Linked DNA regions of Homo sapiens: regions 2 and 3 are each linked to region 1. A link is a contact called in ENCODE Hi-C or POLR2A ChIA-PET data. All regions are on one chromosome and are shown on one strand. Each heading gives the region's core, a stretch centred on a gene start or an enhancer-like site at or near the end of the contact. The rest is flanking DNA. Distances are from core to core; before and after follow the strand shown. Region 1 holds the start of SRXN1 (sulfiredoxin 1). Region 2 holds the start of ZCCHC3 (zinc finger CCHC-type containing 3). Region 3 holds the start of SOX12 (SRY-box transcription factor 12).

Region 1 (3,341 bases), core at 612-3,111:
GGGACTACAGGCGCGCGCCACCATGCCTGCCTAATTTTTGTACTTTTGGTAGAGACAGGGTTTCACTATGTTGGCTAGGCTGGTCTCGAACTCCTGGCCTCAAGTGATTCGCCTGCCTCAGCCTTCCAAAGTGCTGGGATTACAGGTGTGAGCCACCGGGCCCAGCCAGAACTGGAGTCTTTGGTCACATTGTTCAACTGCCTCTTTACCAACCTTGGACATACCTACCTCCAAACATTTTATTATGTGAGAAAACAAACCTTCTTATTGCTTAAGCCATTTTGAATTGGGCCATAGATATCTTAACACAGAGAATTTGATACCAGGAAATGAGGCCTCCCTGGGTACACCATGATGATAGAATCAGGCCAGAGCTCCACTTTTCCACTCTAGAAACTGTTATCCTGCCATTCTTACTTCCTGTAATGAGGAAGATGTTTTAGAAGGGATAACTTCCCTCTTGATGAAATTCTCTAATTCTGAATAATTCTGGGGCTGAGGTGTGGGTGTCAGTTCTACTTCTTGAAATAAAGTATCATTTAGGTGCGCACGGGAATTATGTTTCGAAAGGGAAAGGCTGGAGTCTTGGTGTCAGTGTTCTAAGGTTTTGTGAGAGACTAAGAACCCAAAATAAATGATCTTCAACAGCAAAATGGATGTTATGCAATTCACAGAGCACTATGAGCACTCTCTCAATTCACACAACTTTGAGTGATGGGCAGCATGACTTCATTTTACAGACGGGGTTCAGAAAGTGTCAGCAACTGGTGGAAGGCAAAGTAGAAACTCCTGGCTCCCTCCTTCGTCTCCAGTTTTCTCCAGCTGGCAGGGTAAGTATGCATTTCTCCATGTTCGTGCCATTCAGGTTGAGAAGGAAGACAAGCAAACCAGACATGCTTGTCTTCGACCGAGTCTGGGATCGTCCACCTTCCTGCTTGGAGTTGGTGGTTAAGTGGCCCCACAGTTTGGACTCGTGTGACCTGACTTTCATTTCAGCTGACCTTGAACAGCGGGTCTATAACTGCACCTACTTCCAGTAGTGTTGTAATGACACAAACAGACAGTGTGGAACTTGAAGGCAGGGCCCACCCATTGTCAGCGCGACTCCTGAGGGCTCCGTGTGACAGTCACTGTTGCTGAACCAAGGCAGCCAACGGTGGGGTAGAAGGCGGACTCTGGAGCCAGACCGTCTGGATTTGAACGCGGATTCGGCCACTTACTAGTTCCGTGATCTTGGGTACATCACTTAAACCTGTGTCTCAGTCTCCTCTTCTGTAAAATGGGAATAACAGTCATACCTTCCTTGCAGGGTTGTTTTGAGGTTCAGATACGTTAATACACGTGCAAAATGTTCGGAACGACTCCAGACACAGCCGGCGCCAGACTGGAAGTGGAACCGCTGGTGGGGATCATAACCTCGCTGGCTAGGAACCCCAGCAGCGGGGCAGCAGCGCACCGCGGGCTTTGCCGACTCACCCTGGCTGGGCAGGTCCGCCGCGCTCTCCCCCGCCCCCGCCCCCGCGGCCTAAGTCGGCCCGGCCGGTGCGTCACCCGCGCCCCTCCCGCCCCGCGACCTGCAAACTCACCCTGAGTCAGCCCGCCCGGGCGTTTCCACTCCCCGGACGCCGCGCGGCGCAGGGGAGGCGAGAGGCGCCCCCCGGTGGAGAGCCTGAGCCCCGCGCGAGTCTGGCGGCACCTGGCGAGCGGAGCCGGAGTCGGGCTGGGGACCGCGGGGTCGAGGCCGGACCGCGGCGGGGTCGGGGGAGAAACGCGCGCTGCCCTGGCACGGGCCCCCCCCCCCGGCCGCGCGGAATGGTATGGCCCGGCCGGAGTTAAGGCCGGGGGGAGGCGGCGAGTCCCGCGGCGGCGGCGACGATGGGGCTGCGTGCAGGAGGAACGCTGGGCAGGGCCGGCGCGGGTCGGGGGGCGCCCGAGGGGCCCGGGCCGAGCGGCGGCGCGCAGGGCGGCAGCATCCACTCGGGCCGCATCGCCGCGGTGCACAACGTGCCGCTGAGCGTGCTCATCCGGCCGCTGCCGTCCGTGTTGGACCCCGCCAAGGTGCAGAGCCTCGTGGACACGATCCGGGTGAGGCCTCGGGGAGTCCAGCCAACCGGAGGGAGGGCTTCGGAGGAGGGAGGTTGCCGGAGGAGGGAGGTCGCTGCGATGGACGCGAGACGGACTGGTTCCGGGCCCAGCCGGAGCTCAGCCTCTGCTGTGTGACCTTGAGCAAGTAGCTGGGCCTCTCTGGGCCTCTGTTTCCTCACTTGAGCAAGGAGGGAATTGGGCGAGATAATTAAAGTAGTGATGATAACGCTTATAACGCTAGTGCTTGCAGTGGTCCAGGAACTGCAGGAAGTCCCTCAGTTTCCTATGCCAACCCTAGGAGGTAGATAGTGGCTCTTTTGCAGACGAGAACTGAGGCAGGGAAGATTTCAGCGGCTTGACTAAGATCAGGCGCTTAAAAAGTGACACGGCTGGAATTCACACCCAGGCAGCCTGGGCCCCACTGCCCAGCACATGGCCACCGCACTACCCGGAGATAAGCCGTGGGCTCTCATGGCTGTGACAGTCAGTGACAGTGGGACTAGGTGTGTCATATCTGCTGGGAGGCCCTTGTCTGAATGGGAAGTGGGAGAGGTCAAGGGTCAGCTCCACCACTGAGGAAGGGTGTTAAGAATACCGGAGTGATTCTGGCAGGAACTTGGGGGCCCCGCAAGAACAGGTGTCAGGTTAGGCCTACATAACGTTGTGTCCCCTTCCCCCGACCCTTGGAAGGTGAGCACATGAGATCCCTAAGCCCCACCCAGCACCTCTACAGCCACCCCCGATAACTTTCAGTCCTAGTATTTACACTAGTGTCCTCACTGCCTGGAGCCACTTCCCCAGACAACCACAGGGCCTGCTCCCCTGCCTGGTTCAGCTCTCTGCCTCCTTGATCACCCTTGGTCAGAGTCACTGGCCTCTCTAGCTCTCCCCTTAGCCCGAGATGTTTTTCAGGATACCACTTATGTCCACCAGAAATTATATTATACATCTATTTGTGTTGCATTTTATTTTCTGTCTTCCTGACCTCACGTGCACTCCACAAGGGCGAGGACCTCGTCCCATCTTATCTGTTGCCACAATAGTAGCACGGCGCCTGGCTGAGATGGGAAGGGATCTGCCATGCATGCCCTGTCCCACCACTGGGCTTTTTCTCCCGTTGAGAACCTCTTCTATCTCTGCCTTGTCGTTTCTCACTCTTTCTCGGTCTTCCTGTCTCAGTGTCAGGATCTTCCCTGACCATCCCTACCGGGTTAGGAGCTTCTGTGGGCCTGCAGCCACCTGTGTGCCCACCTGCA
Region 2 (3,341 bases), core at 376-2,875, 360 kb after region 1:
AGTGCTGGGGCATAAAGATGAGCAAGGCAGCCCAAAGGGTGAAAATCCAGGGGAAGAAAAGGTATGGGGCGGGGAGGGCGGGAGGGGGGCAAGGAGAGAGAGAAAAAGTACAAGAAACAAAACAAATACCCAATAGAAAAACGAAAATAAAATTTTAAAAGGGAGGGGCAACACATCTGCACGCTACAGTTCTCCGCAGTCGTTATTGGTGACAGAGTCACCAATTCAGAACAGGCTGAAATGGAGTAAACTCGGTTTAAGAAGGCATAGAGAGATGTCTCTTGTAGGTTTTAAAAAGATCTCCTTCAAAAACGATAAAAAATGGTTTAAAAAAAAGTTTTGGCACTTAAGAGGGATAAGCTGGCTGTGTGTTCACCCTGGCAGGCAGGCGGGTGTTTAGTGCCCGGCCACGCCGGTTAGCTGAGCTGCCACGGAATTGTGCACTGCTTTGGGACACTGGGCAAAGGCGTGTCCTCGCTTGCCACAGAGGTTGCACACGATGCCCTTCCGGCAGTAAGGGCTCAGGTGCCCCTCCTCCCCGCACCTGAAGCACCTGTCCTGCGTGCAGCTGCCGCTCATGTGGGTCCGGGAACCACATTTAAAGCATGTCTTGGGCTGCCCCTTGTACCAGCTGTAGCCCCTCTCGGCCCCCAGGAAGAAGGCCCCTGGCAAGTGCCTGACCCCGCCCTCCCCCTGGCGCAGCTCGATCTCGCATTTGTACTCCCCGGTCCAGATCCCAAACCTGTCGGTCACTTTCACCGGCACGGCCAGCACGTCGCAGTGGCGCTTGAGCCAAGTCACAATGTCCTCCACGTCCACCGTCTCGTTCCGGAAGAGGATGAAGAGCGTCTTCAAGCTGGACTTGCTCCGCCCCAGCACCACAAAGTTCTCCCAGCAGTCCTCCTGCTCCCGCTTCTCCTCGTAGACGCGTAGGAACAGGGCCAGCTTCTCCGCTGAGCGGAAGCTCACGTCGAATTCGCGGCTGCCCGGGATCTGGATGACCGCGTAGATGTCGCTCGGGTCCATGCCGATGGAGCGCAGGATAAGCGCTCCTACCACGAAGTCCCGGGTCGGGCAGGCGCCCTCGTCTCCCTGGAAACAGATGCGGACGAGGAAGCGACCCTTGCCCGGGCCTGCCGCCGCCGCCGGCTCATCCTGGAGGGGCCGCTCGGCCGCGTCCTCGGCCTCGCCGGGCCTGGCCGGGGTCGCCATGGCGGCCGCCGCCGCCTCGGCCTTCTTCCTCCTGCCCGCCTCCGCAGCGCCCTTCTTTTTGCGGGGGTCCACCGCCTCGCCGGCCGGATCTCTCCGACGGCCCTTCGGATCCCCGCGGCCAGCCGGTGGGAAGTCGCCGAGGTCCGGCGCCGCCAGGCCCGCGGGGCCGCCGAGCCCGGCGCTCCCTCCACCGCCGCCGCTTTCCTCCTCCCGCCGCGGCGGCCGCGGCTCGCGGAATTCGCCCTTCTTCTCGGCTAGATTCTTCACCACCTGGGCCCAGCCCATCTTCTCGCGGCCGCCGTCGGCCTCCTCGCCCCGGGCCGCGGGCCGCGCGGGGGGCAGAAGCTGCGGCCGCCCCCGTTTCCTCTCTTCCTCCGCGCCGCCGCCGGTGGCCATTTTACCTCCTTCCCAGCATCCTCCACTCGCTCCCGCAGCCAAAGGGCGCCCATCGCGCGCGCCCGCCCGCCGGGGCTGTGTGGGTTTGGTTTTTTTTTTTTTTTGAAATTTGACGCTACCCTCCCCCGCCGCGCCCTCAAAGGTATCACATGCGGCGCATATTGGCCAGCGCCGGCTCTGCGCCCCCTGCGCTGAGCCTCTCTTCCGCCAGCGCTCGCTCCAACCTCACCTCCGTCCGCAGCGGGATGGGGCGCCCGGAGGCGGCCCTTTCCCCAGCGCGGGTTTGGCAGCCTCCGGCCTCGCTCTCGAGGATTTGGCGTTTCGCAAGCGGTGCTCGACGATTTCATGCTAGCAGCTTTGCTAACGGCCCACAGCCCACAGGCGGGACGGAGTTCGGCAACATCTCTCCCATTTTTTCTTTTTTGTACCTTTTCTGTTAAAAAAGCAAAAGCAATAGCAAAATTAAAACTTAGCTTTCCGTTTCCCCAGAACTGACTGCAATGCGTTATTTTTTTTCCCACGTCGGATTATGCACGTTTTCAAGAAGAAAAGTTGAAAGTTTTACAGTGAACATTTTACCATTAACTTTTTATCATTAAAATTTTACTCTGTCACACTACGCCTCGATCCATTCATCGGTCTTTATTTTTTGATACATTTCCAAGTAAGTCATATTGCATTAATTTTTATTTTTTTGAAAAGACTTTCGTCGTATTTAGGATGAAGTGTGAGTGCTGCTTAAGTTCCCAGTACTGTGTTAAGCACACTTCAGACTTTATTACATGGAATCTTCCAAAAACAATGCTGTAATTATGCCCATTTTACAGATAAAGAGGCAGGAGTTAAGTCACTTGGCGGAGTTAATAGGCAGCCCCACGTATAGGTAGCTTATATTTCTTTCTTTCTTTCTTTTTTGAGACGGACTCTTGGTCTGTCGCCCAGGCTGGAGTGCAGTGGCTCAATCTCGGCTCACTGCAGGCTCCGCCTCCCGGGTTCACGCCATTCTCCTGCCTCGGCCTCCTGAGTAGCTGGGACTACAGGCGCCCGCCACCACGCCTGGCTAATTTTTTGTATTTTTAGTAGAGACGGGATTTCACCGTGTTAGCCAGGATGGTCTCGATCTCCTGACCTCGTGATCGCCCGCCTCGGCCTCCCAAAGTGCTGGGGTTACAGGCGTGAGCCACCGCGCCCGGCCGGTAGCTTATATTTATTTAACCACTTTATTTCTGACGCCGTGGATCAAGAACTGTGCATCAGATCCTAGGAAACCTTGTTAACAGGCAGATTCCCTTCATCCCAACTGCTGGTATTGGTCTCAGGGGAGCCACTGACTTGGGCCGTTTGCACTTTCCAGTCCTCTCACTTTATATCCTCAGGCACCATTTCCTTTATCCCTTCTCAGCCACGCATTCCCGTGATCATACTCGGAACTTCACCATTACCAGAAACATCAATGTCTTAGATTCACATACTTCTCTGTTATTCTTTCTACTTGCCTGGTCAAGTTTCACCATGAGGAGAATACTTACACAACCAAACAATAGATGTATTTTAAACAATCTCTTCCATTCCTCTTATCTTAAGCCCTCACTCCAGGTAACTATCACATAATCAAATATCTGCAAGGGTCAGGCAGGTGCCTTAAGTAGAAGATATACTGGGTGAACTGGAGATCGAATATTCTATCTGAAGGGGCAACTGCTAGTCAACTGTAGCTGAATATTCCTCTCCAG
Region 3 (3,341 bases), core at 482-2,981, 330 kb after region 1:
GCCCCCCTAACCCAGAGAAGGCGGGCCGGGCGAGGGAGGAGAGATTCCGGAGCAAAGGAGGGGGCGGGTCCTCCGGCCACGAGGAGGGGCGTGTGCAAAAGGGGGGAGGGGTGCAGGTCTGTAGGAGAGGACGGGAGGTGTATCGGAGGGGGCTGGCTGCTGGTGGCTGTGCAGGAGGGGGCGACGTGGGGAGGGGCTTGGGTGTCGGGGAAGGGGTGGGGGTTGGGCTGCCTTGGGGTGTGTCTGCGGGGGAGGGGCATGTCTGGATCTGAGGGGGGATGGGCACGTCCAGGAGGGGGCAGGCTGCGCGGGAGATGGGGTGCCAGCCTCGGCCTCCGAGGGGCCCCAATACCTGATTCCTGTATGTAAACAGCTGGTTTGGGGGCGTGCGCGCCCCGCTGACGGTGGGCTCAGTAGGTGAAAACCAGGTCTGCGATGCTAGACGGGCGCCAGTCCCCCGCGATCATCTCGGTAACCTCGGGGGTGCAGTAGTCCGGGAACTCGAAGTGCGACGTGCCCGAGGGAGGCTGCAGGTCCGGGTCGCGATCCAGGGCGCTGCAGTCCAGGCCGGCCGGGCCAGGGGGCAGCCTGGACAGAAAGCCCAGCGACTCCTCCCCCGACGCCACCGTCTCCTCTTCACCTTCCTCAGCCGCTGCCGCCTCCTCCTCCTCTTCCTCCGGCTCCTCGTCCTCCGACGGTGTCGGGGAGGCGGCGGCGGCGGCGGCCGCCCCCTCGCCCGACGGCCCTTGGGCGCGCTCCGCTTGTCCCCGAGCGGCCCGTCCCGCCGGGACCATCCTCCACAGCTCCCGCCCCGGGGTCTCGACCAGGCGCACTTCCAGCAGCTCCTCGTCGTCGTCTTCATCGTCGTCCTCGGGCGCCGCCGCCCCGCCCCCCAAAGGCCCTCCCGCTGCTCGGCGGCCCCCGCGGCCAGGCAGCTGCGGCCCGGGCTTGAGCCGGCTGCCGCCACCGCTACCACCGGGGGGGCGGGGCCGCGCCTTGGCGGGCGCCCCCTTGCTCTTTTTGCGCGGCCGGTACTTGTAGTCCGGGTAATCCGCCATGTGCTTGAGCCGCAGCCGCTCCGCCTCCCGCACGAACGGGATCTTCTCCGAGTCCTGCAGCAGCTGCCAGCGGCGGCCCAGGCGCTTGGAGATCTCGGCGTTGTGCATGTCGGGCCACTGGTCCATGATCTTCCGCCGTTCGTGCTGCGACCACACCATGAATGCGTTCATCGGCCTCTTGATGTGGCCGCTCGGGGTCTTGCACCAGCCGGGCTCGCGCGCCCCCTCCTCGGCCGGCCCGGGTCCCGGGGGCGGCGGCCCGCCGTCCCGCTTGGCCCTCGCGCCCCGCTGCTGCACCATCGCGCCTGGGCCCGGGGCCGCTAGACGCCGCCGGGGGCCGTCCGCATCCTCCGCGGCTGGGGGTGGGGGAGGAGGCAGCGGCGACGGAGGGGCGGCCCCGCCCCGCGGCTCGGCCCGGCCCCCGCGAACTGGGGAGCGAGGAGCTGGGCGCTCGGGCCCAACGGACGGCGGGGGGAGAAGGTCAGCGCGGTCTCAGGCGGGCTCGGCGCGCCCCCGCCGCCTCCGGCAAGTTGCGTCCTGGCTCACAACACACATTGTTTTGCGGGGGCCGAGGAATCGCACCCTCCGGGCCCCCGCGGGCTCTTCCTGCAGCCTCTGGCTCCGCCGCGGCCCGCGCGCGCCGCTCCCCGCCCGGCCGCCGACGCCTTTCAGTGTCTTTCTCCCCGCGCGGCCCCGCCGGCGCGCGCACCACCCCTCCCCCTCGCCGTCTGCGGGCCGCTGCGGCGCGCGCGGGGCCGCCCCGTGTAAACACCGAGGTGCCCGCTTGGGCTGCGGCCGGGCCCCGCCTCGCGCTCGGGCGCCGCGTCACCCGTTGCTGGGCAGAGAAGCCGGTATTTGCATCTCCCAATCGCTGGCCGCCGGAGCGGGGCGGGGCTCGGGCTGCGGGGCTGGGCGGTCTCGCGGCTAGGATTGGGGGAGACCGGCGAGATCGGTTTCTTTTCTTAGGTTAGGGGTTGGAGGAAGGGTAGGGGACGCGAGCCTGCTTCCATCTGACGCTGGACGCTTGTCCCTGCCCCGCGTTGCCTTTTAAATTTTAGCTCATTCCGAGACACCTGCCGTCAGGTAGGATTTCCGCCCTTTCCTCTTTCAGGGACGTCTTTTCGGACCATCCCAGAAGAGAATTTGGGGGGCCCAAGACTCAGGAAAGCTTCTTAAGGGGACGAACTCAGGTTGTCGTAGATGTTGCCCCCCGCCTACTACACACAGGGTCCGACCACATATGGGACCAGCAAATGCTTTTGGACCTAGTGAACAAATCCCTTTCTCATATATATGTATATTTAATCTCGTTCGAAGCTCCATAAGAATCCGGAGGGAGAAGGGAATATGATAATATGATGCCCAGTTTCCAAATAGGAAGCACCGAGGACACGCAGACTAGGATTCGATTCCCAGGCTCGCGGTCCCAGCTGTCTCTCCCCTGCTCAGCACCAAGGGCCGCGGGGCACCTCGCCTGCCAGCCAAAGGTCCTGAGCTGGGCGGACTTCCCGCTTTTCACAAACCGCAGGCGACATTCGAGGATGCGTGGGTGCGCCATTCCCAGGTCCTACCCCACCCCGTAGCCTGCCCGGTGCCCGACTTGGGCGCGTCGCCCCACCCAAGCCTGGAGAAGCGTGCAGGGGCACGGGGCGGAGCCAGTCCTGGGGGCGTGGCCGGGTGGCCGGCACGAGGCGCGTGGCGGGGAGGGGCCGCGCGCTCCCGGCTCACCACGTGTGAGCCAGTTCGGGCACCACTGGGCGTGTGCCGCCCCTGGGGGAGGTCACCTTCACGGCGTCGTGAGCATGGGCGATGGGAGGGGGCGCTGAGGCCTCGCCCTTGGGAAGCAGGAGCTGGGAGGTGCCCGGATTAGGGTCTTTAAGGTGGCATTCCGCTGGGGCGTAGCGGGCATGGTTTGGGGCTAGGAGAATGCGCCTCTGGCGGTACAGCTCACCCACTTCTGGACGAGCGAAGGCCAAGAGCCGAGCTTGAGGGTGTGGGGCGGGGAGGAAGGACCGAGGTGCGGCTCCGCGGCGCGGGGGGCGGGGTGGGGGTGGTGGGGAGAAAGAAATTGGAGCATCCCTGGAGGGAGGGGGCGACTCTTAAAGGCACAGGGTGCTTGGAAGAGGAGGCCCTGCTCCCGTCCAAACGGTCCCTCCGCCTTTCAGAAGCTGAGATCTGGAAAAGCCTACGTGTAAAACCTTTACATCTGCAGCCTGAGCAGTCTACCCGATGGAGTCACACTTCCTGAGTTCACATTCCCAGTCCCTCCTTTTCCTTATCCTG

What was found. A loop is a pair of places that touch in the nucleus more often than their neighbours do. ChIA-PET counts read pairs that join two places held with the same protein, here RNA polymerase II (POLR2A). Pooled maps may share reads with other maps.
Region 2: a map of IMR-90 shows a loop between it and region 1 (2.7-fold over the local background). The contact joins the promoter of ZCCHC3 here to the promoter of SRXN1 in region 1. A Hi-C loop is called at or near these places in 2 of 168 maps with a recorded cell type or tissue (IMR-90 and ovary), 1 of 37 single-sample maps with no recorded cell type and 8 of 50 pooled maps. POLR2A ChIA-PET finds 5 or more read pairs at or near these places in 1 of 52 experiments (B cell).
Region 3: a loop to region 1 is called in a map of PC-9, with 4 times the contacts of the local background. The contact joins the promoter of SOX12 here to the promoter of SRXN1 in region 1. A Hi-C loop is called at or near these places in 1 of 168 maps with a recorded cell type or tissue (PC-9) and 8 of 50 pooled maps. POLR2A ChIA-PET finds 5 or more read pairs at or near these places in 4 of 52 experiments (PC-9, RWPE1 and WTC11).

The regions. Positions count from the first base shown.
Region 1 is chr20:651,720-655,060 of GRCh38, reverse strand. SRXN1 (sulfiredoxin 1) reads left to right here and starts at 1,861. Exons shown (of 2, transcript NM_080725.3): 1 at 1,861-2,085. The coding sequence starts at 1,876. LOC107985423 (a long non-coding RNA gene) reads right to left here and starts at 2,108. Exons shown (of 2, transcript XR_001754452.2): 1 at 1,587-2,108; 2 at 1-1,272. RefSeq lists a silencer at 1,424-1,983.
Region 2 is chr20:295,854-299,194 of GRCh38, reverse strand. It overlaps ZCCHC3 (zinc finger CCHC-type containing 3), which reads right to left and starts at 1,625. Exons shown (of 1, transcript NM_033089.7): 1 at 1-1,625. The coding sequence starts at 1,608. The coding sequence ends at 397. RefSeq lists silencers at 1,182-1,251, 1,432-1,521.
Region 3 is chr20:323,942-327,282 of GRCh38, reverse strand. It overlaps SOX12 (SRY-box transcription factor 12), which reads right to left and starts at 1,731. Exons shown (of 1, transcript NM_006943.4): 1 at 1-1,731. The coding sequence starts at 1,358. The coding sequence ends at 411. It overlaps NRSN2-AS1 (NRSN2 antisense RNA 1), which reads left to right and starts at 2,031. Exons shown (of 3, transcript NR_109990.1): 1 at 2,031-2,141. RefSeq lists silencers at 602-1,091, 1,112-1,171, 1,242-1,621, 1,732-2,041, 2,602-2,861 and 2 more.